Linked DNA regions of Homo sapiens: all the other regions are linked to region 1. A link is a loop called in an ENCODE intact Hi-C map of the cell type or tissue named here. Cell type or tissue: B cell. All regions are shown on one strand. Region 1 holds the start of NARS2-AS1 (NARS2 antisense RNA 1). Region 2 overlaps NARS2 (asparaginyl-tRNA synthetase 2, mitochondrial). Region 3 overlaps NARS2 (asparaginyl-tRNA synthetase 2, mitochondrial).

The links. A loop is a pair of places that touch in the nucleus more often than their neighbours do. Peaks named below come from ENCODE experiments on the same cell type or tissue, not always from the same donor. Only the 100,000 strongest peaks of a DNase experiment are listed, where the experiment ranks them.
Region 2: a loop joins it to region 1, with 2.0 times the contacts of the local background. A loop is called at or near these places in 2 of 110 quality-filtered maps.
Region 3: it touches region 1 in a loop (4-fold over the local background); 4 of 110 quality-filtered maps call a loop at or near these places.

Annotation. Positions count from the first base shown.
Region 1 is chr11:78,529,782-78,537,781 of GRCh38, reverse strand. All of the region lies in intron 5 of NARS2 (asparaginyl-tRNA synthetase 2, mitochondrial), which reads left to right. It overlaps NARS2-AS1 (NARS2 antisense RNA 1), which reads right to left and starts at 4,606. Exons shown (of 4, transcript NR_120566.1): 1 at 4,479-4,606. In B cell, no CTCF peak of the experiment used is centred here; DNase peaks (open chromatin) are centred at 2,541 and 4,241; H3K4me3 peaks cover 1,055 bases; H3K27ac peaks cover 3,397 bases.
Region 2 is chr11:78,435,280-78,443,279 of GRCh38, reverse strand. NARS2 (asparaginyl-tRNA synthetase 2, mitochondrial) reads left to right here. Exons shown (of 14, transcript NM_024678.6): 13 at 2,163-2,189; 14 at 6,466-7,312. The coding sequence ends at 6,610. Among named protein-coding and RNA genes, the nearest start is that of LINC02728, 9.4 kb to the right of the region's middle. In B cell, no CTCF peak of the experiment used is centred here; a DNase peak (open chromatin) is centred at 4,509; H3K27ac peaks cover 1,181 bases.
Region 3 is chr11:78,461,246-78,469,245 of GRCh38, reverse strand. It overlaps NARS2 (asparaginyl-tRNA synthetase 2, mitochondrial), which reads left to right. Exons shown (of 14, transcript NM_024678.6): 11 at 3,233-3,370. Among named protein-coding and RNA genes, the nearest start is that of LINC02728, 35 kb to the right of the region's middle. RefSeq lists a silencer at 1,753-1,920 and enhancers at 3,147-3,206, 3,317-3,556, 3,727-3,776. In B cell, no CTCF peak of the experiment used is centred here; a DNase peak (open chromatin) is centred at 3,735; H3K4me3 peaks cover 598 bases; H3K27ac peaks cover 2,647 bases.

The sequences.
Region 1 (8,000 bases):
CTGTTGCCAAGGCTGCAGTGCAGTGGTGCAATCACGGCTTGCTGCCGCCTTGAACTTCTGTGCTCAAGCAATCCTTCCTCAGCCTCCTCAGTAGCTGGAACTACAGGCACGTGCCTCCATGCACAGCTAATTTTTAAATTGCATTTTTAGACATGGACCTCTCACTATGTTGCCCAGGGCTGGTCTCAAACTGCTGGACTCGAGCAGTTCTCCCACCTTGGCCTCCCAAAGTGCTGGGATTATAGTTGTGAGCCACTATACCTGGCCCCTCAAATTACTGGTTTTATCATCTAATTCTGAAACTTCTAGACACATTTTCAAACTGTTAAAATCCTGTTTCTGAGTCTCATCTTAGCAATAAAGAAGCTAGAGTAAAGATCAAGTTGTACCCTACATGAATACAAGCCACCTCTTCAGCTTCCTGGTACTATCTGTACTCTGTCTGAGGACTTTATCTCCCTCTTGGTCACATTTGCCGAGATTGATAGAAATGAATCCAGGCACTCATTCATTCATTTGTATCCACATGCACATTTTTTTGTATCGTGACTTAACACACACACACACTCTCTCTGCATCTCTCCATCCATATATGGTCATGTGTCGCTTAACGATGGAGATACTTTCTGAGAAATGCACCCTTAGGTGATTTCATCATTGTGCAACCATCATAGAGTGTACTTACGCAAACCGAGATGGTATAGCCTACCACACACCTAGGCTGTATGGTCTAGTCTCTTGTTCTTTAGGTACAAACCTATTCAGTATGTTGCTGTACTGAATACCCTAGGCAACTGTAATAAAATGGCAAGTATTTGTATATCTAAACATACATAACATAGAAATTGTACGATAAAAATACAGTATAAAAGGTTTTTTTCTTTTAATGGTACACCTGTATAGGGCACTTACCATGAATGGACATTGCAAGACTGGAAGCTGCTCTGGATGAGTCAGTAAGTGAATTATAAGTGAGTAGGAAGGCCTAGGACATTACTGCAAACTTTGCAAACCTATGTACTTAAGCTACACTAAATTTATTTTTTAAAATGTCTTCAGTAATAGATTAATTATTAATACTAGATTATCTTAGCGTACTCTAACTTTTTTACTTTATAAACTTAATTTTTTAAAATATTTTTACTCTTTCATAATACTTAAAACACGTTGTATGAGTACAAAAATATTTTCTTTCATTATTCTATAAGCTTTTTTCTATTAGAGATTTCTTTTTTACTGTTTATACATTTTTGTTAAAAACTAAGACACAAAAATACATTAGCCTAGGCCTATACGGGGGCAGCATCATTAATACAGAGGTGGAATCGCTGTCTTCCACCTCTGTATCTTGTCCTACTGAAAGGTCTTCAGGGGCAGTAACACACATGGAGCTGTCATCTCCTATGATGGCAATGCCTTCTTCTAGAATACCTCCTGAAAGACTTGCCTGAGCTTGTTTTACAGTTAACTTCTTTTTTTAATAAGTAGGAGTACACTCTAAAGTAATGATAAAAAGTATAGTATAATAAATATGTAAATCAGTAACATAGTTGTTTATTATCATTATATGACTGGAAGTGCAGTAGGTTTGTTTACAACAGCATCACCACAAATACGTGAGTAATGCCATGCTCTGTGACATCACTAGGAAATAGGAATTTTTCAGCTCTATTATAATCTTATGGATGCGTCATATCTACAGTCCATTGTTGAACAAAATGTCAGTATGTAGTACATGACTATATTTTATCTGTATTATTCATCATATAGAGTACTGTGGCTGCTCTGTGAATATAGTTATTGTATGTATTTCTTTAAGGGAAAATGAGTTCTGAGATGCAAAATAACCAAGTTAAAAATGAACTTGCTGGGCTCGGTGGCTCACACCTGTAATCCCAGCACTTTGAGAGGCTGAGGTGGGTGGATCACCTGAGGTCAGGAGTTTGAGACCAGCCTGACCAACATGGAGAAACCCCGTCTCTACTAAAAATACAAAATTAGCAAGGCGTGGTGGTGCATGCCTGTAATCCCAGCTACTTGGGAGGCTCACTTGAACCTGGCGGGGCAGAGGTTGTGGTGAGCTGAGATCGTGCCATTGCACTCCAGCCTCGGCAATAAGAGTGAAACTCTGTCTCACAAAAAAAAAAAAGAGCTTTCTGGATCTCTGAATGTTATATTTCTGCTGTATCTTAAAAGCAAACAAAATAATTAAAAATAAAGGAAAAATTAAAATCTTTGTTGCAATATCAAAACACAATAATGACAAAAATAAATAAGAAGTGTGAGACAATGAGATAAAGTATTTTTGCTGGTTTATGTTCAGAAATATTTTTTATAATGAATAAGAATTCTGATTTTGAGATTTTATCTCAATGTGCAGTACTTTAAAAAATGTTTTTTATATTCTTTTATATTGTACCATTTCTCTCAAGGATTTGAAAGAAATATATTGAAGATGGGATCAAAGTAGATGAATTTATGTACCATTGTTTCAAGAATCGGAAGTGACGACTTAGGTGCTGGAAACAACAGAAATTACCACAGCATTACTATGCAGAGATTCCTTGGCGGGGGAAAACACCCATATATTCACATCACACTATCTGCCACAATGTACAAAAAAATTCTGCAGTTTATTTCTGGTTGATACAGTTATATGGCTACCCAGTTAACTGGTTCTACTTATTAAAAAGTTCAGCTTTGCCTCACTGATTTGATATAATACTTTTATATGTGAAAGTCTGTGTTTAGGCTTTCAGTTATATCCCACAGGTTTACTTGTGTACCACTAATATACTGTATTAATTTAGAGGCTTTATACTATGTTTTAACGTTTGGTTATTCAAACATTTCTTTTATTGCTGTATTCCTTGGATTACATTATTCCTTAATTCCCAAGGATTAACACAAATGGAGGTTTTTTTCCATGCTCTTTCCATTGAGAAATTTGTGTCCTCGCTCAGATTTAGGTATCTCCCATATTTCCAGGTCCTACTTCAATTCGTTTTTCAATTGAAGAAATATTTACTGAGTAACTGCTATTCCCAGGTAATAGGCTAGATGCAGGATCCAGTAATAAGAGAGACCGTGTCCCTTAGGAGCCCCAATATTTCTTAATTTGATGAGATAACACTGTGAAACAAAAGGTATTTAGTATGAATCTTTGATCTTAAGAGGTTTGAGAATTTGTGAATGTATCTGGAGGAGGTTACACTGACAAAGTTCTGATTTATTCACTCATTATCAGTCAGTCAGCAGCCTAAAGGAACTTACAGAACATTCCCCATGTTTCTTACTTTTTAGGTGTACCAACATTCCAAGAAATTCTGGCTCATAGATTCCTAAAAAAAATAACTGCTACTCAGTGTAATGGCTGAAGGTAGTAGTGTATGAACCATGTGATCCGTAGAAAATGATGCACAAAGCACACTAAAAAGCCAGTCAGTACCACTATGTACCTATTGAGCGGCCAACATCCATAACACTGACAACACCAAATGCTGACAAGGATGTGGAGCAGCAGATTTAACAGCCACTTTGCAGTATAGTTTGGCAGTTTCTTGCAAAACTAGATATACTCCAACCATAAGAACCAGCAGTTCTGCTCCTTGGTATTTACCCAAAGGAGTGGAAAACTTATATCCACACAAAAACGTGCACATGGATGTTTACAAAGCAGCTTTATTCATAATTGCCAAAACTTGGAAGCAACCAAGATGCCTTTTATTAGGTAAATGGAGAAATAAACTGTATCTGTTACATCCAGACAGTAAAATATTATTCAGCACTGAAAAAAAATGAGCTATCAAGCTATGAAAATACCTGGAGAAACTTTAAATGCAAATTACTAAGTCAAAGAGACCAATCTGAAAAGGCTACATATTGTATGATTTAAACTGTGTGACATTCTGGAAAAGACAAAACTATGGAGAAAGTAAAAAGATCATGGTTTCCAGGGGTTAGGGGAAAGGGAGGGATAACTAGGTGGAGCACATATTTTTAGGGCAGTGAAACTATTCTGTATGATACTGTAGTGGTGGATACATGTCAGTATGTATTTGTCCAAATCCTGTGGGACTGTTACATGTTATGAGTGATATGCTCTGACACTCCTGGGAGACTCCTTGGTTGCCTAAGGTGCCTTTCAGCCAGGAGGTACAGTTCCCCTTGTCTTTGGGACTTTTCTTGTGCTCATAAAGTCTTTTATAAACTTTGGTCACTCAAAAGGAAATTTTAAATGTGCCAAATTGAATGGAGCTTTAGATCTGGCCAGTTTAAGAAAATTTGCCTAAGCTGTAGACATTCACTTCCTCTTTTCAAAGAGAAACTGCTTTCTCCATGATAAAATTTCAAATGAGAGAAAAGGTTACAAACTGTAGTGAATAAGACAAGCAAGACTTTTTAATCTCAGAGAAAAGTGAAAAAATCACAAATATACACAAATAATGGAATAAGAGAATAACAAACTAAACGCCTACCTTAAAGTAGTGCTTCAATTCCAGTCTCATCAGTTGTTGAATCAGGTTCCATAAAGTCTGAATCTCAGTCAAGCCAGGGAGATTCAACCTTGAGAGTAGTCTGACCAAGGGCTTCTGCAGTCTTCAGCGAGGTCAGTTGGATGCAACGGTCCATGCTGGTGCTGGGGCTCCAGCTGTTGGCAAAACAGCAGGAGTCAATGAAGGCCTAATTTGGGTCCCATCTGGTTCACCAAAATGTCACCCTGAAATAATCAAGAGGCCCAGAATCCAATTTTAAAAGAGTTTGTTCAAGTGCAAAATTTGAGACTGGCCACCCAGAAAAAACAAGACTCCAGAGTAGTTGGGTCATTGCTGAGAAGTGGAGAAGCTGAGGCTTCACTTATATAAGTAGAAGCAAAGAAGTTTACAAGTATTACCACATTTTTAATACAATGCTGATTTATGAGTTACAGCAGTTTGATTGGTTACAGCTTATTCTTTTTCAGGAAAGATATATTTAAAATTGCATCCCTATCAATTTGGTAGTCATGGGGCCTTTCGCCATCTGGTCTGAGCTGGGTACATGAAAAAGGAAGGATGTTAATCTATAACAAAGAATTAGTAACTAAGAGGTAAGGGGCACCATTTAATCTTTCACAACGTTTTACAGGGCAAGAAAAATAAGAAAGAAGGTTAATCTGTAATAGGAAGAAACAAAAGTTGTAGTGACTTGCCCGTATGAGCTAGGTCTTACAATCAATCACATTTTATTCAAGGCTCAGAGTAATTTAAAGTTTCAGCAGCTTTCATTTAAATTATTTTCACATTAGCCATTTGAGTCTTCATTTCTGTATATCTTCTTTCTCATTTGGGGAGCAGATTATTTTCTCTTTTTTTGTTTTCTTGGCAGGAGTTCCTTATATATTCTGTCCATTAATCACTTGGCGGTTTTAGATGTTGCAAATATTTCATTCATAATCTGTCATTTGTCTGTTAACTTTGCCTATATCTTCCTTTATTAAATAGAAATTCTTAATTTTAACATATATAAATTCATCAGTTTTTCCTTTTATCGTTGGCAATTTGGAGCTTTTGTTAAAGAAATCCTTCCCCACTGATAAAGTCACAAAGTTGGGTGTTTAATTCATATATTGTATTGTTTCTTTATCACTACCATAAGTACGTAAGATTACAAATTTAAGATTACAATCCTAAATCTTAAATTTGCAATCCTAGGTTGGTAGTTTTTGAAGCTACTAAGATTCAATAATTACTTTCAAGAATTGAGGTGAAATTTATGTCATAAAATTAAGCATTTTAAAAGGTACATTTCAGTGGCATTTAGTACATTCATAGTATTTTACAACTGCCACCTCTGTTAAGTTCCAAACATTTTTACCACCCCAGAAGAAAACCCTGTGCCCATTTAGTAGTTACATCCCATTTTCCCCTCTACACAAACCATGACTCTCATCCATCTGTCTCTATGGATTTACCTATTCTGTATGTTTCATATAAATGTAATCATACATAGCCTTTTAAGTCTGTCTTCTTTCACTTAGCATGTTTTCATTGTTCATCTATGTTTTAACATACATAAGTACATGCTAAAACATTTAATTTTAATATATAGGTATATACATTCCTTATGGCTGAATGATATTCCATTCTATGTATATATCATATTTTGTTTATTCATTTTTCCATTGATGGATATTTAGGTGGTTTTACCTTTTGGCTGTTGTGAATGGTGCTATTTTGAACAGTTGTGTGCAAGTGTTTGTTTATGTACCTCATTTTAATTCTTTTTGGTATGTACCTAGGAATGGAATTACTGTGCCATTTAGTAACTCAATTTTAACTTTTTAAGGAACCACCAAACTTTTTTCCCTAGTAACCGCAACCCCTTATTGTACATTTCTAGTTTCGTTCCATAGTTATCAAAGAAGATACCTTGTGTGATTTTAGTTTTTTAAGATTTATTGAGACTGTTTTATGGCCTATTATATGGTCTACTCTGGAGAATGGTCCCTGTGCACTTGAAAAAAACGTATATTCTGCTGCTGTTGGGTGGAGTCTACCATTTTTAATTTGCCTTTTTTTTGGCTCAGCATTTGCTTGATTGCTATAAACCTTTAACTCTCTTCGAGAGTTCCCACAATTGATTCTGACAGTTTTGTTCATTTTTTTTCTTTTATTTTTCTGTGGCAGGACAGTCCTTTGGAGCTACCTATCCTGCCATATTTGCTGATATCACTTTTTGTAATTACTTTTTACAACCAATATTTTATATACCCTCTTTAATATTCTGAGATAAAATATATAGGTGATAATACAAAGGGAAGTTTAAAAAATCAGTATAATACTTTAATTGTAATATAAAAGAAAAGTAATTTATAGTAAGGTAGTATCAGTTTGTTACGTAAACGCTAACATGACATTGGAAAGCATAATGAAGTAGTGGTATGTTTTAAATAAGTTGAATTAAAGAAATGTAAGAAAAATCAGAAATCATTCTGTACAAGTGCTGATAAATGAAAATCTAAAATCTAGTCATAGGCCGGGCACGGTGGCTCATGCCTGTAATCTCAGCACTTTGGGAGGCTGAGGCCGGCAGATCACTTGAGGTCAGGAGACCATCCTGGCCAACATGGTGAAACCCCATCTCTACTAAAAATACAAAAATTAGCTGGGCATGTTGGCCAATGCCTGTAATCCCAGCTACTGGCAGGCTGAGGCAGGAGAATCACTTGAACCTGGGAGGTGGAGGTTGCAGTGAGTCAAGATCGCGCCACTGCACTTCAGCCTGGGCGACAGTGTGAGACTCTGTCTCAAAAATAAATAAATAAATCTTATTATTAAGACCAGACTTTTTTTTTATATAAATACAAGAAATGAGAGAAACCATCTGAAGTGAAGTTAAATTAGTACAAATTATAGACTAAAGTGGTGAAGGAAAGGAGAAAGTATGGTAGTCTTATAAATTTGTTGGACCTCATTTCGGAAAGCAATTCTTTAGTAAATAATGAAGAAATATCAGAGAACAGATCTTTTATTTTAAAATCTTAACATATATCAGATCAAGTATTTAGTCTTGAGTACTAAATATCTTTGGAAGCAATACCCTTTCATTGATAATGAGATTTAAAGATGGACTTTTTCATAAAAAAGGCATTCATCGATCTCTGACTAGTATCAAAGTAAGTTTGAAAAAAAAAGGCAGTTATTATAAAAATAAAAGATTCAACTGATAATTTTTACAGTACATTTTTTATTTATCCACAGATACCGATACATGATATGCAGTATTTTTAGAACAACCAATGAAATTAAATAACTTTATTTCCTGTGTTGCCATAATTTAATATTTGGTACTAAGCCTGTTAAAAGAGTCTTACATTCTCCATTACATATTTTAAATTGGCTATATTGCTTTTACAGTGACTACACCTTTACACTAAAACATTTTCAAATAAGTGCACAGTTTAAAATACAAGAAGCTGGGCTCAGGGACTCATGCCTATAAATCCCAGCACTTTGGGA
Region 2 (8,000 bases), 95 kb after region 1:
TCTTGGCTCACTGCAAGCTCTGCCTCCCGGGGTTCACGCCATTCTCCTGCCTCAGCCTCCCAAGTAGCTGGGACTACAGGCGCCCGCCACCACGCCCGGCTAATTTTTTGTATTTTTTAGTAGAGACAGAGTTTCACCGTGTTAGCCGGGATGGTCTTGATCTCCTGACCTCGTGATCTGCCCGCCTCAGCCTCCCAGAGTGCTGGGATTACAGGCATGAGCCACCGCACCTGGCCAGCTTGTCCTACATTTTTATCTTATCTGTGTTCTTTATTTACTCTCAATTATGATTGGCAGACTTCTATAAGGACATAAAGACAAACTCTGAGCCAGGGAAAGGATGAAGTTGGGGAAAGAAAACTAGTCAGATAGCATTTAGAATAAGCACATTTCACTTCCTCAGATTCTCTTCTATGTAAGGGTCTTGATTTAGCTATTTGAATAACTTTATTCTAACTTGCTGTTTGAGAACTGGGAAACAAATCTGTAAACACATAGAGAATGTTTTGGAGATGGGAAGTAAGGAATCATGTTTCAATTGAACCGCCACTCCTACATATACATTTATATGCCATAATGACTTCCTAAACTAACCATACCTGTTTTCCATGATTCCTACTTTAGTAAAAGTACTGCCAGACTTAAAAAAAAAAAAAGAAAGACTTTACCATGTCTGTATGCTTCATTCTCTCCAGATAGTACTGGGTTTCATAGTAATCTGGAAAAGCCATAATTGTTTAAAAATATTCTGTTAGCCATTTGTGAGGCCTTCTTTTCCTAATGGGGAAATGCTTTAAAAGTTGATGCTTTTTCAAGGTCTCAACCTATATGTAAATCTCCTGGGTAACTTAGTTTTGTTATCCCACTCATCTGAACTGCTCTACTGGGTTAGGATCCAAAAGAAAGGGGATGGATAAATAGGTTTGAGGAAGACTGTATTCGTTAGACGACTAACTCCTTACTACTATTACAGCATTAAAAAAGTCCTGAGAAAGTTGTGGAATTGAAGGTCAGACTCTAGTTGAAAAAATCTGAGTATTCTCTATGTTTTTTAAAAAGCACAATAAAAATCACACATGGCAAGAAACCTCATCTGTTGAAAGATTAATTGGTCTGTTTTCTTTGCTTGCTTCCTTCCTCCAGGAAACCTTTCCTCGTAACATTAAATGTTTACCTAATACCTGATAATAGCCACATCTGTCTTTCGTAATGAAGTGGATATATATGATTCCCTATTTCAGGGATCTGTCTATGGCTGCTCTTCATGTTTTCTGTATTTTTGTATATTTGAATTTTTCATATTCCTGGTCACATTAGATGCACTGTGGTCCAAAACACATTTTTTAAAGGGCTGAGTTGAATTTCAATTACCACTAAGAATTTAAAATTTTATTAATAGTTCTCAAACAAGAATCAATGTGCAACCATATTATGAAGGCAGCCTCAGAATCTATATTATTGTTTTAATGTTGAAGAATGAAAGTTATATCTCTGTGTCCCTTGTCTGTGTGTGCCTCCCAACAACCTTAACTAGTAATAATAGTGCTTTTCTTTTCTTTTTTTTTTTTTGAGATGGAGTCTCACTCTGTTGTCCAGACTGGCGTGCAGTGGCATGATCTTGGTTCACTGCAACTTCTGCCTCCTAGGTTCAAGCAATCCTTCTACCTCAGCTTCCCGAGTAGCTGGGACTACAGGCACACACCACCACACCCAGCTAATTTTTGTATTTTTAGTAGAGATGGGGTTTCACCATGTTGGCCAGGCTTGTCTGGAATCCTGATCTCAAGTGATCCACCCACCTTGGCCTCCCAAAGTGCTGGGATTACAGGCAGGAGCCGCTGCACCCTGCCTAATAATAGTGCTTTTCTTATGTCACAGGATAATAAACTCATCTCAGGTGAATCCCTTCCTTTGGACTCTGGATCATATTTTCTTTCTATAACATTTATTGTGTAAACCATTTATTTGATAACACCTTGTGCTATTGGTTAAGTTACTGTATGGTTTCAGCTCCTCAACTATATTGAGTATTACTTGAGAGCAGAGGCTTTGTCGTCTACTTCTTCATAAAGAGTTCTTTGCACACACCCAGAATAAATGTCTAGTGGTTAATATTTATCTTATTGCCGTTCCCTGAAAGAATTTTATTTTCCTTTAAACAGATCGGGACTTACAGAAGTCTACCAATGGTAAGAATGTGGCCCCTAATAATTCTTACTCTAGCTGCTTGTCTGACTGTTGCCTAGAAGCGTTTTTACTTGTATCCCCAAGACCCCATGAAAGAGTGTTAAAAACAATGAACTTAACTGTTCTTAGGTCAGGGAAGGGGTTGGGGGCTCAGAAGATTACTTACTTCCTTTGGGTTCTTGAAAAATAGTAATAATAGCTCTCATTTACTTACTGCTTATTGTGTGCCAGATAATTATGTTAAAAATTTTATGTATATTGGCTGGGCGCAGTGGCTCACGCCTGTAATCCCAGCACTTTGGGAGGCCAAGGCAGGTGGATCACCTGAGGTCAGGAGTTGGAGACCAGCCTGGCCAGCATGGTGAAACCCCATCTCTACTAAAAATAAAAAAATTAGCCGGGTATGGTGGCAGGCACCTGTAATCCCACCTACTTGGGAGGCTGAGGCAGGAGAATCGCTTGAACCTGGGAGGCAGAGGTTGCAGTGAGCTGAGATCACGCCATTGCACTCCAGCTTGGGGGACAAGAGCGAGACTTCGTCTCAAAAAAAAAAAAATTATATTATGTCATGTAATCATCCTACCACCCTGTGAATTAGGTACTATTATCCTGACCCTTCTTATTACTCCCTAGGCATGAGGCCCAGAGATGTTAACTAACTTAGCCAAGGTCACACAGTTTGAGGGATAGAGATGGGGCTTGATCTCTCTGAATCAAAATGCTTGGCTCGGCCGGGCATGGTGGCTCACGCCTGTAATCCCAGCACTTTGGGAGGCCTGGGTGGGTGGATCACTTGAGGTCAGGAGTTCCAGATGAGCCTGGCCAACATGGTGAAACCCTGTCTCTACTAAAAATACAAATACTAGCTGGGCATGGTGGCGTGTGCCTGTAATCCTAGCTATTTGGGAGGCTGAGGCAGGAGAATTGCTTGAACCTGGGAGGCGGAGGTTACAATGAGCCAAGATCGTGCCACTGCGCTCCAGCCTGGTGACAGAGCGAGACTCCGTCTCAAAAAATAAATTAATTAATTTAAAAAAATCCTTTGCTCTTAAGCATTATGCTGCAATTTCTTTATGTGTGAAATTAGGGGCTTGAGCTAAGTGATCCCTAATGCCCCCACGAACTATAGAAATCCAAGCTGCTTAGGGAGGACCACGTGTCTGTACTTATACATTCACTTCCTCAAAGTTGTTTTGGTTTTCCTTATGCAGACTTTTTCTTCAAGTACTTTTCAATATATATACATTTTTTATTTATATTTCTATATTAGCACTCCTTCAGGATCTTGGTATAATAATACCAACAATATTATTAATCCTTGTGCTGTGCTCAGGAAGAGGAAGGGGCAAGTTACCTACACCCTCGCCTTTTGGTATGGAAGGAGATAGGTTTCAGAGATGCAAAAAAATCTAAAATTGGCTTCAGGTGATGGCCTTTGAATGCCTTATATTAACCAGTAATGACCTTAGGCATATTTAATCTCTCCGAGTCTTGTTTTTTTGGCTATAAAATGGAATGATACTATCTCCTTCACAGAGTTATTGTGCGGATGAAATGAAACAATACAGGTTAAGTATCTACATAGAGTGGAAGCTTAGTAAATGCTAGTTTCCTACCCCCTTTCTTTTCTTTGTTCTGAGTCTTGCTATTAGGTAGATAAGCCTGATGATTGAGCAAGCTTATGTATTTTATAGTTTGTAAAAACTAGCCTTAAAAAAAGCTAAACCACTAGCCTTAAAAAAAAGCCAAAGCCACCGTGGGTGCGGTGGCTCACGGCTGTAATCCCAGCACTTTGGGAGGCCAAGGCAGGTGGATCACTTGAGGTCAGGAGTTCGAGACCAGCCTGACCAACATGGTAAAACCCCATCTCTACCAAAAATAACAAACATTAGCCCAGCGTGGTGACAGGTGCCTGTATTCCCAGCTACTCCGGAGGCTGAGGCAGGAGAATCGCTTGAACCTGGGAGATGGATGTTTCAGTGAGCCAAGATCACGCCATTGCATTCCAGCCTGGGCAGCAAGAGCAAAAGTCCATCTCAAAAAAAAAAGCTAAATACAGACTGCACCCCAGCCTGGGCAATAGAGTGAGACTCCATCTCAAAAAAAAAAAAATTGGTTAAATAAGTTTAGGCCTTGAAAGTCTTTATTAATCATTCTTTTCCCAACTAAAGTTTTCAGATCCTTAAGATCTCCTTGAATTTGCTTCCTTCTATATTAGTATATTAAAGGTAAAAGAGACCTTAGACATCTTCATATCTGTGATGTCTGCTAGTGTTCCACCATACGGTGAGAAGCCACCCCAGATGGCTAAGAATTTACTCACTTCCTATTTCTGTACCCCATATGCAAATTAAATCTGTAACTAGTTCCACAAATTTCGTAGCATCTCTTCCATAATCTCGCTACCCTGGAACCAATTTAACAACAATCAAACAAATACATATACATTAGAAAATTTTTTTCTTAGAAATGGATTTTTTCATCTATCAAAGCAAAGGCAAGAAAAATGCTACAGACTGAACCCCTCTGCTGACAGTTTGCAGATATTCATGCCAGTGTTTCAATATCAATGTATGAGAAATTTAGACCCATCTAAAACTATTGCTGGACTTTGTAGCAGCCAGGTCAGGTCCTGTAGGCATCTGTGACAGGTAGTTTGGTGTGCTGTTCATTTCATCACTGAGTCAAAGTGTACTCTTTCCCGCTGCCTCGTAAACTTTAAAGTTAATTTAGCAACTAAACATTTCAGTTATTCAAGACTGAATAACTGAATGTGCCTCCCATTATTTCTTATAGTTATTACTAATCTGAAGTTTTATACTAGATATCCCTGTAATGTTGGTCTCTTACCTGATTACAACTCATCTGTTTGGAGTTAATCTTTTCCTTTAAAAAGATAAGTGCTTAGACTTAACTCCTTGCAATACCAGTATATGTAGCCATTATTATTAATGGTGGGGAAATAGGTTGATGGACAGTCTTTATGACTGAGGAACCAAGTGGCTACAAGTTATGTTGCTTACGTCTTATTATAGAACTGATTTTACAAATCATTCAAGAAAATATAAACTTGCTTGGTTTTTGTCTTTTTTTTTTTTTCTTTCTTTTTTTTTTTTTTGATACAGAATCTCACTCTGTCACCCAGGCTGGAGTGCAGTGGCTCCATCTCTGCTCACTGCAACCTCCACTTCCCAGGTTCAAGCGACTCCTCTGCCTCAGCCTCCTGAGTAGCTGGGATTACAGACGGGCGCCACTACGCCTGGCTAATTTTCCTATTTTTAGTAGAGACGGGGTATCACCACTTTGGCAGTGCTGGCCTTGAACTCCTGAGCTAGTGATCCGCCCACCTCGGCCTCCCAAAGTGCTGGAATTACAGGCATGAGCCACCACACCCGGCCGATAAACTTGTTTTAATCAATATTATATAACTCAAGAATTTCCCCACAAAATGACATAATAAAATATTTATAGTTGCCCTTTTCCTCTTTTCTTCCTAAAACTTTTTCCAGTGCTGGTGTGTTAGAATCTGAGTTTCAGTCATGTCTGTGCCATTGTCTTGCCATGTGGTCTTTAGTGGGAAAAGAATGTGCGTGGATGGGTTTCAGAGGCTGTCTAGCATGTCAGCTAAATGACTCTGGGCATCTTCACTAGGCCTAAGGCAGAGAATTAAAGGTTTCTCCTCACTCCAGCATTCAAGCATATATTTTTGTGCCTTCAAACAAAACTTCATGTAATTAACACCTACTCTAGAGCTCCCTGGTGATAAAAAGTTGAATGAAGCACAGTTCCTGCCCTGTTGTAGCTTATAATCTAATCTATAGGATATCTTTTCATAATGTAACAGGCAAAACTCTGCACTCTCCTCTGTGTATTGAACAATATGATTTTGGGAAGGAAAAGAAAACATTGTGATTAACCTACCAAGAAATAAAAGAGGCGTATATTTTCAAGAAAATTAGTAAATCTATAGAAAATTTTCTGTAGCCTCCTGAGGCAAGTTTTCTGTCATAAATGCATAAATATAATAGCTTAAAAAGGAAAAGGGACCAAAGCCCATGACTGTATGACAGGATCCACTGCTGTTTCTCTGGGTAACCTTGGATAGATTATTCAGCTTCTTCCTTTCCATTGTCTGTCTGTGGAGGGGAAAGACTGGTCTATCACAGTGAGGTAAACAATAACAAATGATTGCAAAATACGTTTGAAACATTAAATTCTAATCATAACATCTGGTCTTATACTATATATAGATGATGATTTTCTATTTTTGAAAAACAGGTATCTGGACCTTCGTCGATTTGGATCTGTGCCACATGGAGGTTTTGGGATGGGATTTGAACGCTACCTGCAGTGCATCTTGGGTGTTGACAATATCAAAGATGTTATCCCTTTCCCAAGGTTTCCTCATTCATGCCTTTTATAGCTGGAAGATTGGTTAAGGAAAAGCACCCCCCATGGCAGAGACACTGCACATGATTGTGCATACAGCAGAATGCATGTTTGGATTTTAGAAATGCAGATTTCAATATGTAATTGTTGTGCCATAAGATATCATAGAAAAAATATAAGTGGTTGTGATTTTCTTAGAAAGTTGAGGGTATTTCACGTAAGGATGAGCTCCCGCAAGAAGAGGTACTTATAGCAAGGGGACTCTCAAATCCATTACCTCAATTAAGAAATGAAGAAATTGAATTAGTCTCAAAGTTTCTTTTAAACTCTAAAACAGAATGAGATAATGTATTTTACGTTGTCTATAATCATTAAATCACTCCCTGTGTAATTTGTGAGAACCATCTAGTAGCTCGAAATAAAATAATGTTGCATCTTTTCTCCCTTGCCATATACTTTGTGATAAATCCTTATCTCATTTTCAGTACTTCATTAAACATTGCAGAAAAAAATATTCCTTAAGGTCTTAATTGATTTAAAGAAGTAGCTATTCTGAATTGAAATCTCCTTTCATTGAACTGGATGAAAAAATCATGTTTAATAACTGTTGCTTTTCAATTTTCAAAGCTGTTGAGATATTACATTAAGTATTTCAACTCTTTAATCACTGTTGTTATAATTTGTTTATATTTGATGTTTATAATTTGTCTAATAAAATAGATTTTTTTAATAGACACCTATGGAAAAAAAGTTATATATTTTTTAATTTCATTTGGTCCTTTCCCAGTAAAATTTGGAAGAAAGGTATTTTCAATCCAAGATGAGGATGGGAGTTTGGCTGAGCCTAAAGGATGGGTAATTCTAGAGTTAAAAGTAGTGTGGTCAGCTGGGCATGGTGGCTCACGCCTGTAATTCCAGCACTTTGGGAGGGTGAGGCGGGCGGATCACTTGAGGTCAGTAGTTCCAGACCAGTCTGGACAACATGGTGAAACCCCATCTCTACTAAAAATACAAAAATTAGCCAGGCGTGGTGGCAGGCGCCTATAATCCCAGCTACTTGGGAGGCTGAGGCAGGAGAATCACTTGAACCCGGGAGCCGAGGTTACGGTAAGCAAAGAACGGGCCACTGCCCTCCAGCCTGGGAGACAGAGGGAGACTCCATCTCAGAAAAAAAAAAAAAAAAAAAAAAAGTACTGTGGTCTATGAGAGTGAGAAGAGCATTGATTGGGGAGTTTAGAACCTGACAATTCTAGCACTTTAGACAGGCTGCTTACTGTGTAGGAGCTCAACATCATTTTCTTCAGAGTTGATAAAATAATTACATGTGTGTTTGTGTGTGCGTGTGCGTGTGCACACACACACATGCATATGTTTAAAACTGAAATGCTACAAAAACTTTTTTAAAACTCTTGTTTTAGTCTTTG
Region 3 (8,000 bases), 69 kb after region 1:
TAGTATTTTGTGTGTATGTATATATGTGTGTGTGAAAATGCTTCCTTCTTGTCTTTAGCTTACTGTGTTAAGAATCTTTCAAAATCATCTTAATTCTCTTATTAGCAAAATATGGCATTTGCTCATTTGTACACAGACTTAAGATTTTGATGTTTGCTGAATCTTGTTGAGATACTTAAAACGGAATTAATTAAGAATAAAAATAAATTTTATCATTTGGAATAGCAGTGACTAAAGGGTTATAAAGGAGTCTCCCACGTTTAGGAAGATGAAAATTCTAAAAAAGAAAGATAATCATAGACTATTACTGTAGAGACCAGGTGTTGGGGCTCACGCCTATAATTCCAGCACTTTGGGAGGCCAAGGCAGGCAGATTGCTTGAGCCCCAAAGTTCAAGACCAGCCTGGGCAATACAGTGAGACCCTGTCTCTACCCAAAAAAAAAAAAAAAAAAGTGAATTTTTAAAAAAAGAATATTACTGTAAAAGTCAACTAGTTCTGTGTTTTCCAAAATATATTCTGAATGACATTAAAAGATGACCAGGCTGGGTGCGGTGGCTCACACCTGTAATCCCAGTACTTTGGGAGGCTGAGGCGGGTGGATCACAAGGTCAGGAGATCGAGACCATCCTGGCTAACATGGTGAAACCCCGTCTCTACTAAAAATACAAAAAATTAGCTGGGTGAGGTGGCGGGCGCCTGTAGTCCCAGCTACTCAGGAGGCTGAGGCAGGAGAATGGCATGAACCCGGGGGGCAGAGTCTGCAGTGAGCAGAGATCACCACTGCATTCCAGCCTCGGCAACAGCGAGACTCCATCTCAAAAAAAAAAAAAAAGATGACCAACAAAAGAAGTTATATTATCAAATAAGTTTAGGCAACATAACTAAACAGGTGTGTTTTTCTTTTTCTTTTTTTTCTTTTTTTTTTTTTTTTTTCAGATTTAGTGCTTGCAGAAGCAGGTTTGTTTTTCAGTTGAACTTTACGGAGCCTTTTAGTTTATGAGCCACTCTGGAAAATACTGGGGTTTTTTTGTTTGTTTTGCTTTTAAAGAACTTTATATTTAAGAGATGGAGGTCTCGTTATGATGCCTGAGCTCATCTTGAACTCCTAGGCTCAAGGGATCCGCCACTTCAGCCTGCCAAGTAACTGGGACTAGAGGAGCATGCCTCAGTACCCAGCCAAGAATTCTTTTTTTTTTTTTTTTTTCAATACTTACTTGATAAACAAAGATTGTATAGGCCGGGTGTGGTAGTTCACACCTGTAATCCCAACACTTTAAGAGGCCAAGGTAGGATTGCTTGAGCCCAGGAGTTTAAAATTGCAGTGAGCCATGATCGACTACAGCCCTCCAGCCTAGGTGACAGAGAAAGACCTTGTCTCGAAGAACAACAACAAAAGAAGATTGTATATATTCAGGGTATACGACATGATGATTTGATACATGTATACATTGTGTAACAGATTATCATAATCAAATTAGTTAACACATCTGTCATTACCCACACTGTACATTAGATCCCCAGAACTTGTTCATCTTATAACTGAAAGTGTATACACTTTGACAAATATCACCTCATTTGCCCCATTCCCAGACCCCTGACAACCACTGTACAACTCTCTCTTTCTGTGAAGGAACTCCTTTGTTTATTTTTTATTGTATTTAATTAATTAATTAATTTATTTATTTATTTATTTATTTATTTTTTGAAAGACAAGATCTCTCTGTGTTGCCGAGGCTGGAGTGCAGTGGTGCAAACATGGCTCACTGCAGATTCCACCTCCCAGGCTCTCATCATTCCTCCCAACTCAGTCTCCCAACTATCTGGGACTACAGGTGCGTGCCACCAGGTCTGGCTGATTTTTTTATTTTTTGTAGAGACAGGGTTATGTTGCCTAGGCTAGTCTCGGGCTTCTGTGCTCAAGCACTCCTCGGCTTCCCAAGGTGCTGGGATTAAAGGCATGAGCCACCATGCCTGGCCAGAGCTTTTTTATTTTATTGGCAATGATATAGGTCCAGAGAGACCACATGGTCTGTCAATGGACATATGTATAATGTTGGAGGCAAAACTCTTTTCCTATTCCAGTTATTTTTTCCTGTAACTAAGATACTGCCAAACAAGTGGTAGTAATAAGATAATGTTAACCTTTGTGTTTAAACTATTCCTTGTACCGGTTCAATCCCAATTAAGTCAGATCTTTATGTATTACAAAAGTAACCTCTGTTTGTTATATTTATGATCAATTCTTTGTGTAAGTTTTCATTTCTTTTTCTCCTAACCCTGGAAGCTTCATGAAGTCAGGGATTATAACTTTTTCTTACCACTATATCCAGTATATCATATGGTACCTGGAATTTAATAGGCACATTAGTATTTGCTTAATAAATATATTGAACAGAGTTAATAAATATTCATCAAAGAGCATCTCATACATGAGTTGACTCTTTTTATTTAAAAAGAAGTCACCGGCCATCACTGTGGCTCACACCTGTAATCCCAGCACTTTGGGAGGCCAAGGTGGGCAGATCACGAAATCAGGAGTTCAAGACCAGCCTGGCCAACGTAGTGAAACCCCATCTCTACTGAAAATACAAAAAAAATAGCCGGGCATGGTGGCGGGCACCTGAAGTCCCAGTTACTTGGGAGGCTGAGGCAGGAGAATCACTTGAACCCGGGAGACAGAGGTTGCAGTGAGCCGAGATTGCACCACTGCACTCTAGCCTGGGCGACACAGCCAGACTCTGTCTCAAAAAAAACAAAAGTCACCAAGAGAAGTCATTTAGCCAAAGATAGGCTCAATATTAGGAATATTATCTTCTATCATTTAATTTCCTGAGACTTAGGAACAATAACGTGGAAGAAGCTGTAGGCACTATTAAAAATTGTGATTCTGAAGTCAGGTTTTTTTTTTTATCTCCTTGTAAAGTAGACTTTGTTTTCCTGCAGGTGCTGTATTGTCTGCTCCTGGGGGGTGGGGGTGGGGGAGCAATGGGGACACAGTAAGCATAGTGTCTATCTACTGGCCTCAGCTTTCATCTTTCCAGGCCTGTAGGTGTTCTTGTTAACAAATATCTCTCTCTTGTTTAGTCAGCTGTGTAACCTTAGCAGCTAGCTCCACACATGGAGCCTCAGGAAGATGAAGCCCTTAGAATTGATGCAGGTTATTTTCAGCTGCTTAATTGTATATTTCACCTCTGTCTCCTCTTTTGGTCATTTCTTTCTTCTCATTACAGTGGGGTGCTGACCTACGGACTGAACATGAAAAGTACCTGGTGAAGCACTGTGGCAACATACCTGTCTTCGTTATTAATTATCCATTAACACTCAAGCCTTTCTACATGAGGGATAATGAAGATGGCCCTCAGCACACGGTAAGAAGAGATACTAAATAAATTGGGGTTAGTCCTCTTAGGTTGGGTTTTTCATTTAGCCTTTGTGATCTTTTCTTAAATGTCATCTATCACTCTATCTCTTAAAATGATAATGTTTTTCAAAGACATCTCTTAAAAATTTTTCCCAAAGAAGATCCCAGTGTTCTATAAACGTACTTCCTCATTTCTGTCACAAGGTCTTCTTCTTAGTTTAGCAGGTGCAAATCTAGGTTTTCTTTGTTTCGTTTTGTTATGTTTCATTTTGTTTTGTTTTGTTTTGTAATGACTGAGAGGAAGTGGCCTAGAACACTGTATGGCTATACCAAGCTTGTTAGTCTGTGGTGAAGTACTGGTTAGGAGACTCCTAGGAGGGAAGGCATACTGGGCAAGAGATGAGAGCAGTGGCACTGAGAGGTGACAGCGTGCTGGTAGCCCTCACAGCCCTCTCTCGCTCTCGGCGCCTCCTCGGCCTTGGCGCCCACTTTGGCGGCACTTGAGGAGCCCTTCAGCCTGCCACTGCACTGTGGGAGCCCCTTTCTGGGCTGGCCAAGGCCGGAGCCGGCTCCCTCAGCTTGTGGGGTGGTGTGGAGGGAGAGGCATGGGCGGGAACCAGGGCTGCCTGCGGTGCTTGCGGGCCAGTGCGAGTTCCAGGTGGGTGTGGGCTCGGCGGGCCCCACCTGCTCCGGGCAGTGAGGGGCTTAGCACCTGGGCCAGCAGCAGCTGTGCTCAATTTCCTGCCAGGCCTTAGCTGCCTTCCCGTGGGGCAGGGCTCGGGACCTGCAGCCCCCCATGCCTGAGCCTCCCCACCCCTCCGTGGGCTCCTGTGTCGCTGAAGCCTCCCTGACGAGCGCCGCCCCCTGCTCCACGGCGCCCAGTCCCATTGACCACCCAAGGGCTGAGGAGTGCAGGCGCATGGCGCGGGACTGGCAGGCAGGTCCACCTGCAGCCCCAGTGTGGGATCCACTGGGTGAAGCCAGCTGGGCTCCTGAGTCTGGTGGGGACGTGGAGAACCTTTATGTCTAGCTAAGAGATTGTAAATACACCAATCGGCACTCTGTATCTAGCTCAAGGTTTGTAAACACACCAAACAGCACCCTCTGTCTAGCTCAGGGTTTGTGAATGCACCAGTGGACACTCTGTTTCTAGCTACTCTGATGGGGACTTGGAGAACCTTTATGTCTAGCTAAGGGATTGTAAATACACCAATCAGCACTCTATCTAGCTCAAGGTTTGAAAACACACCAATCAGCACCCTGTGTCTAGCTCAGGGTTGTGAATGCACCAGTGGACACTGTCTAGCTACTCTGGTGGGGACTTGGAGAACCTTTGTGTGGACACTCTGTATCTAGCTAATCTGGTGGGGACGTGGAGAACCTTTGTGTCTAGCTCAGGGACTGTAAATGTACCAATCAGCGCCCTGTCAAAACAGACCACTCTGCTCTACCAATCAGCAGGATGTGGGTGGGGCCAGATAAGAGAATAAAAGCAGGCTGCCCGAGCCAGCAGTAGCAACCCGCTCGGGTCCCCTTCCACACTGTGGAAGTTTTGTTCTTTCGCTCTTTGCAATAAATCTTGCTCCTGCTCACTCTTTGGGTCCACACTGCCTTTATGAGCTGTAACACTCACCGCGAAGATCTGCAGCTTCACTCCTGAAGCCAGCGAGCCCACGAGCCCACCGGGAGGAATGAAGAACTCCAGACACGCCGCCTAAAGAGCTGTTAACACTCACCGCGAAGGTCTGCAGCTTCACTCCTGAGCCAGCCAGACCACGAACCCACCAGAAGGAAGAAACTCCAAACACATCCGAACATCAGAAGGAACAAACTCCGGACGCGCCGCCTTTAAGAACTGTAACACTCACCGTGAGGGTCCGCGGCTTCATTGTTGAAGTCAGTGAGACCAAGAACCCACCAATTCCGGACACTGCACAATCAGGCAAAGGAAAAGCTGGCTTGGCAGAGCAGGAGGAGGCTTAGACTGCTTTGGTTTGGACTATCAAATAGAAATAGTGAGGGGAGGGCTATGAAGGGATACAGGCAGTCTAGGCAGATTTTCCCTGTCTCAGCTCTTGTCTGACCGTCTCTTCTCTGTCTGCCTGTTTTGTCTCTCTCATCCCTTTACCGTTTCTTGTCCTGTGGTTTTTTTTTTTTTTTTTTTTTTTTGACCTTAACTATAGTTGTCTTTTTTTTGAGATAGAATTTCACTCTTGTCACCCAGGCTGGGGTGCAATGGCGTGATCTCAGCTCACTGCAACCTCTGCCTCCCAGGTTCAAGTGATTTTCCTGCCTCAGCCTCCCAAGTAGCTGGGATTATAGGCGTGTGCCGCCACACCCATCAGATTTTTGTATTTTTAGTAGAGACAGGGTTTCACCATGTTGGCCAGGCTGGTCTTTAACTCCTGACCTCAGGTAGTCTGCCCTCCTCAGCCTCCCAAAGTGCTTGGATTACAGGCGTGAGCCACTGCACCTGGCCTGCCTTTTTTATTCTTTTGGTTTTTACAAAATTAGCTATAACATGGCCAGGTATAGTGGCTCACGTTTGTAATCCTAGCACTTTGGTAGTCCAAGGTGGGAAAATTGCTTGAGACCAGGAATTCAAGACCAGCCTGTTGAACATAGGAAGACCCTATCTCAACAAAAAATAAATTAGCCAGGTGTAGTGGTGTGCACCTGTAGTCTATCTACTCAAGAGGCTGAGGTGAGAGAATTACTGGAGCCTAGGAACTCGAGGCTTCAGTGAGCCATAATGGTGTCACTGTGCTCCAGCCTGGGCGACAGAGGGAGCCCCCTATGTGAAAAACAAATAATTAAATTTTAAAGTTGGCAATAATATAAAGTAAGAATATATTTTACTTTTCTAAATATTTATTGAATAGTTATATATGTAATATTATTAGTTGTAAAAGTCTATGAGACAGATTATATTGATTTCAAAATAGGCCCAAAAACTACACTTTACTGTCTGATGCTTTTCACTTATTTGTGGATAAATATACAAAAATGTAGATTAGGGCCCACTAGTAAACAGAATGTCCCTGTCAGGTATACAGGGTTATCTGTTTGACTGTATTTCCTGTTTTTTCATTTTGTATTAATACAGCTGTATTAGCCACCGTTTACTAGATGCTTAGGAATCAAGCACTACCATCTCATCTCTAAATCCAGAAACAACTTTGCTTAGAAGCTTGTTTCCCCATTTTATAAATGAAAAACTGGAGTGCAGAGATAGATTGCATTTCCAAAGCTACGTAGATAGTAAGTAGTTAGTATTCACTCCTGATTCTCTTTAGCTTTAAAGTGTATTTTTAAAATATATGTATTTTTTTCTAGACTGCAGACTGTTTTATAAAGTCTGTGTTTTTTTCCACTTCTTCCAACTGCCTAAAAATCACAAATAATATAAAATTACTTTTTAGCCATTTATTTTACTCATCCTCACCTTTCACACAAAATCATCCAAAACTAGTGAGCAACATAATTGATGTATGATTCTTATATTCTCTTTTTTCTACCAACCCTCTAGTGTAATTGGCCCCCAGGTTGCCAGCAAAAAGGAGACATTAGGACCTAGATTATCTAGTCCTACATAATTTAGTATTGAGCCTATATTACAAAACAGAAGACTGTATCTGTTGGCTTTTTTTCATCACTCCAGCCCATTCCAATTCCAGCTCCCCCTCCAACACACACACCATGTATTTTTCTCATTTAATTTCCCTAGATTAAGCATCTTTCAGTCACTCAATTTTGTACTTAAGTACTTTGCTTAAGAATTTTCTTCTCTATAAAGATTTTTCTGGGTTACCCAGCTACTTTGAGCCTTCCTTTTTTGGATTTTTGTTGCGAATTAGCGAAACTATAGCATTGTGTCTATATTCTGTAATCTCTTAATGAGTTTTGCTTTCTTTCTTTTCTTTTTTTTAAAAGACGGAATCTTGCTCTGTCTTCCAGGCTGGAGTGCAATGGCACGATCTTGGCTCATTGCACCCTCTGTCTCCCGGGTTCAAGCAATTCTCCTGCCTCAGCCTCCCGAGTAGCTGGGACTACAGACGCATGCCACCACACCCGGCTAATTTTTTTTTTTTTTTTTTTTGTAGTGGGTACGGGATTTCACAGTGTTGCCCAGGCTGGTCTCAAACTGAGCTCAGGCAGTCCATCCGCCTCAGCCTCCTAAAGTGTTTGGATTACAGGCATGAAAGTTTGCTTTCCTAAACAAAACTGAACAACTTTAGGATGGGTATTGAATTTTTTTTTTTTTTTTTTTTTTTTTTTTTACCAGCACAGCATCTCCCACTCATTCTATACTCCTACTTCTTTGTAGTTTCCACCCCTATCACACCGTTGAAGTAGCTCTTGTTAGGATCAGTAATGATCTTCATGTTATTAAATCCAGCAGACTTTTAAGTCTTTATTTTACTTGGCCGGTCAGTGCTAATCAGCACTATTAATGACTTTTTTATTCTTATAACCCTCTACTCCCTTGACTTCTGTGACATCACATTATCCCTGTTTTTCTCCTTTCTCAGCATTTATTCTTTCTTAGTCTCCTGTACAGATTTATCCATTTCTATCTATTCATCAGGTGTTGGAATTCCTCAAGGCCCAGTCCTTGGTGGTCTTTATTTTCCTCA